Linked DNA regions of Homo sapiens: region 1 is linked to region 2. Evidence: read pairs that join two places in POLR2A ChIA-PET (ENCODE). Cell type or tissue: A673. All regions are shown on one strand.

What was found. ChIA-PET counts read pairs that join two places held together with the same protein. Peaks named below come from ENCODE experiments on the same cell type or tissue, not always from the same donor. Only the 100,000 strongest peaks of a DNase experiment are listed, where the experiment ranks them.
Region 1: POLR2A ChIA-PET joins it to region 2 with 11 read pairs; 2 of 35 experiments call an interaction of 5 or more read pairs at or near these places.

What each region holds. Positions count from the first base shown.
Region 1 is chr15:40,192,047-40,194,546 of GRCh38, forward strand. The region is part of intron 8 of BUB1B (BUB1 mitotic checkpoint serine/threonine kinase B); the gene reads left to right. All of the region lies in intron 1 of LOC107984763 (a long non-coding RNA gene), which reads right to left. Among named protein-coding and RNA genes, the nearest start is that of BUB1B-PAK6, 24 kb to the right of the region's middle. In A673, no CTCF peak of the experiment used is centred here; no DNase peak of the experiment used is centred here.
Region 2 is chr15:40,063,443-40,065,942 of GRCh38, forward strand. It overlaps SRP14-DT (SRP14 divergent transcript), which reads left to right. Exons shown (of 3, transcript NR_040060.1): 3 at 1,779-2,500. Among named protein-coding and RNA genes, the nearest start is that of SRP14-DT, 25 kb to the left of the region's middle. RefSeq lists enhancers at 755-864, 1,275-1,384. In A673, no CTCF peak of the experiment used is centred here; a DNase peak (open chromatin) is centred at 989; H3K27ac peaks cover 465 bases.

The DNA of each region.
Region 1 (2,500 bases), 130 kb after region 2:
TAGTGATTCTGTTGAATCTGTAGGTTAATTTAATGATATTGACATCTTAAAAATATTAAGTCTTCTGGTCCATGAACATAGGATGTCTTTCCAGTTATGTATGTCTTTGAATTCTTTCAGTGTTTTGTAGGTTTCAGAATACAAGTTTTGCACTTCTTTTTCTTTAATTAATAGACTTTATTTTTTAGGGCAGTGTTAGCTTTGCAGAAAAATGGAGTAGAAAGTACAGAGAGTTCCCACATACTCCATCCCCACCCCTCAACCCTGTACACAGTTTTTCCTATTACTAACATCATGCATGAGTGTGGTACATTTGTTATAATTGATGAACCAATATTGATACATTATTATTGGTTAAAGTTCTTTGTTTACATTAGGATTCACTCTAATGTGTTTTACAGTTCTGTGTGTTTTAACAAATACATAATATTATCTATCCATCATTACGGTGTCATTCAGAATTGTTTCATTGTCCCAGAAATCCCCTTTGCTCCATTTGTTCATCCCTTTCTCTCTCTCCCCAAATCCCCTGTAACTATTGATCTTTTCATTGTCTTTATAGTTCTGCCCTTTCCAGAAAATCATGTAGCTGGAATCATAGTATATGTAGCCTTTTCAATCTGGCTCCTTCCACTTAACAATAAGGTTCCTCTGCATCTTCTTCTGACACAATACCTCATTTATAGTGCTGAATGATATTCCATTGTATAGATGTGCCACGATTTGTTTATCCATTCGCCCACAGGAGGTCATTTTGGTGACTTACAAGTTTTAGCAATTATGAATAAGGTTGCGGTAGACATTCATGTGCAGGTTTGTTTGTTTTAAATAGTCTTGTTCTTTCACCTACGCTGGAGTACAGTAGCATGATCCTGGCTCACTGCAGTCCTGACTCCTGGACTCAAGTGATCCTCCCACCTCATCCTCCCTAGTAGCTGGGACTACAGGTGCATGCCACCATGGCTGGCTTATTATTTTTTTTTTTTAAAGATGGGGTCTCACTGTGTTGCCCAGCCTGGTCTTGAACTCCTGGGATCAAGTGATCTTCCTGCGTCAGCCTCCCAGAGCACTGGGATTACAAGCATGAGTCACCACACCCAGCCAGGTTTTGGTGCAGACATAAGTTTTCAACTCATTTGGCTGGATTGTATAATAAGACTAATTTTAGCCTTGTAGGAAAGTGCCAAGTTATTTTTCAAAGTAGCTATACTGTTTTGCATTCCTACCACCCATCAATGAGAGCTTCTATTGTTCCACATCCTTGGCAGCATTCAGTGTTGTCAATATTTTAGATTTTAACCACTCTAATAGGTGTGCAGCAGTATCTTATTGTTTTAATTTGCAATTCCTTAATGACATCTGGGAAGCATCTTTTCATATGCTTACTATCATCTTTTTTTTTTTTTATATGCTTATTACCACTTTTTTTTTTTTTTTTTTTTTTTTCCCTTAGAGACAGTGTCTCACTCTGTTGCCCAGGCTGGGCTCAAGCAATCCTCCTGCCTTATCCATCCTGGTAGTTGGGACTATAGGTGCATGACACCATGCCTGGCTAATTTTTTTTTTGAAGACAGGGTCTCAGCCGGGCGTGGTGGCTCATGCTTGTAATCCCAGTACTTTGGAAGGTGAGGCAGGTGGATCATGAGGTCAGGAGTTCGCCAACATGGCAAAACCCCATCTCTACTAAAAATACAAAAATTAGCTGGGCGTGGTGGCAGGTGCCTGTAATCCCAGCTACTCGGGAGGCGGAGGCAGGAGAATCGCTTGAACCTGAGAGGCGGAGGTTGCAGTGAACTGCGATCATGCCATTGCACTCCAGCCTGGGTGACAAGAGCAAGATTCTGTCTAAAAAAAAAAAAAAAAACAGGGTCTCACTGTATTGCCCAGGCTGGTCTTGAACTCCTGGCCTCAAGTGATCCTCCTGCCTCAGCCTCCCAAAGTGCTGGAATTACAGGCCACTGTGTCCAACTTCCATCTATATGTCTTCTCTCACTTCCTTATTTTAAATTTATTGTGAAGTATTTTACTATTTTTGAAGCTATAGTAAATAGAATTGTTTTCTTAATTTCATTTTCTTTTTTCCCCTTTTTTACATGCTGCCTTGAGATGTGATTTAATTTTATTTTCAGATTGTTCATTGCAAATGGGTAAAATAGGTTGATTTTGTATACTGATCTTGTATTCTTTGACTTTGATGAACTCGTTTGTTATCTAAGACCATATCTTCTGCAAAAAGAGATAGTTTTGCTTCTTCCTTTCCCATCTGGACTCCTTTTCTTTGTTTCTCTTGCCTAATAGCCTTGACTAGAACTTCTAGTACAGTGTTGTATAGAAGTGACAAGAATGGACATCCTTGTCTTGTTCCTGATCTTAGGGGGAAAGCATCTAGCCTTTTACCATGAAGTATGATGTTAGTGTGGGTTTTTCATAGATGTCCTCTAGCAGGTTGAGCAAGTTGGGGAAACTTTTTAAGCATGTAAATGCTTGGACCCTACCATTA
Region 2 (2,500 bases):
ATGCCACTCTGATCCTGAGCAGCCAAGTGGGCAGAATGACACTCCTTTGGGCGTGGAAGTGAACATCAGCCATGAGTAGGGAGAGGAAACTGCCCACAGAGAGGGCAGACTCCATCAGGGGCAAGTGACAAAGCCACAGACTGGCATGAAGAGGCTTCCCAGGCCCTCTGGAAGGCAGTGAAGCCAGCAGCCTGGCTCCTGGGATGGGCTGTCCCCTATTCAGCAGCTCCATGGGCCTGGAAGTGGGCCCAGGGAGCCAGCCAGAAGGAGGCTGTGGCCAGAGGCTTGATTTGCAGCCCAGGACTAGGACGCAGGGTTCTCATCCAGGCTTCACCCACAGCAAATGTGCGACTCTCCCTGGCCCTCTGGGTGGGGATTATAATAACTACCTTGCTTACCCCAGTTGCTGGAGGCCAATATTCACTGAACATTCATCATGAGTCAGGCATTCAGTAATCCTCACAATGGCCCTAGAAATTGGCCTGTACTATTTTCAACCCTTAGGGAGGAGGTGACAGACACATAGAACATCTAAGTAACTTGCCTGACACTCCACAGCTTGTAAGTGGCAGGGCCAGGCTCTTAGCCCTAAACCATACATTAGAGATTTATTATCATTTAGGTCCCTCAACAATCTTGTGATGCAGGTATTACCATCCATTTTACAAACATGGCAATGGCTCAGAAGTCTTCAGTTATTTGCCCAGGGTCACTTGGCTGACTGTAGCAGAATCAGGATTTGAACCCAGGCCCAACTTCAAAGCCAGTCCTCTTCTCATTGGGTTGCGCCCCCAGCATTAGCACAGGGACAGTTCCTCAGGCTGACTGCCCAAGGCCCCATCTGTGCAAACAGGAGAGGAAATGGCAGCCTAACTCCAGGCAGGGCCCGGGCTCAGAAGGGGGTCTACAGGGCTGAAGAGGCAGCTGGCCAGAGATTCCACAGGAAGCATCTTGTTGACACATCTTCATCACTTTGGAATTTGAGCAACAACATTTACCCCTTCTGAAACTCACCCAGAGGAAGCGGATTTTCTGACGCATATGAAGAGTGAGAACTGTCTACATCTAAGTCTTCTTTGAGAACAATACCAGCTGAGCGGCTATTTACATTCCAGCTTCTTTTGAGAATCTCTGAAGATGATTAAGTCATTGTCAGCTGGTAAGGGTTGGTCTCACCACTTCTCATGTTGGATCATTGAGGCAAGAAACCTTCAAAGAATCCTTTTTGGGTATCTTTTAGTGAGGAAAAAAGTGGGGACAAAGATACGTAAGGCAGTACTTGCCAGAAGTCGCGGGGTGGGAAGAGGAAGTGTGCAGAGTTCTAGAGCCTGTCTTCACCTGGGGGATGTGCACTGACGATGCATATACTTGGCTGTGAAGGCCCAAATTTAGGACAGGGAGTTAGAACCACCCACATTGAAAGTCTAAGGGCCTGTTTCATCTTGCAGCCTCACCACGCTCCCACCAATAGCACAAATACTGTAGTACAAATGCTATGCTCAGTAAATGTTAATCAGCCTCATAAACAGTTCAGGGAAGGCTTTGAGGAGGAAAAGGGTGGAATTTCACCTGGGCCTTGAAGGGAATTTGGGAGGCACAGAGATGGGAAAAGGAAGAAGGCTGAGAGAACAGCATGAGCAGGGCACGTGGTGCACTATGGGAGTGTGTCGTGGGAGATGAGATCAGACAACTCCAGAGTCTGGAGTCCTTTACTCCAGGGACTTGGTGAGCATGTGGTGATCTGCATCTCCTGTTCTCTACACCTTGACTTCTCCTAGGCCCAGAACCATATCCTGCTCCACAAGCCTCGTCCTTGGCAAGAAGTTGCACCTGCCCAGAGAGAAAACCTTTTGAAACTGGCACAAAGGCACTGGAGAGACTGGCAGGGCCCCCTACTTGACGATCTGGCTCATCCATCTGCACACTGACCACGCTAAGAGCTGTCTGCAGTGATGGAAACCTTCTCTAGCTGTGCTGTCCTCTATAGTGGCACCAGCTGCCTGTGGCTACTGAGCACTTCAACTGTGGCTGCAGAGACTATGTTAAATTGTATTTAATCATAATTAATTTAATTGTAAACAACTACATGTGGCTAGTGGTTTCTGTACTGGGCACTGCAGGTGCACATTTCCTGCTGGCCATGGACAGTAAGCTCCATAAGAGACTAATTGTGCCTGGTTTGCTTATAGGCTTATCCTCAGCACCTGCACCAGCCTAGAATATGATTGGCACTCTATTAATTAAAAGTTCCCAGGTAAATGAATTAGTGGATTCTCTGTTTCCTCCACTATGCCACAACCTCCTTAAGGGCAGAGATGGTGTCTTCAAAAAAAAAAAATTCTGGTCAAAAACACATAAGATCTACCACCTTCACCATTGTTGTGTCCAGTTCAGTAGTATTAACTACACTTACATTGTGATACAACAAAAGATTGTGTCTTTTTACATTCTTAGGACCCAGCACAGTGTCTGGCACATAATCTTAGTAAACACTGGCAGA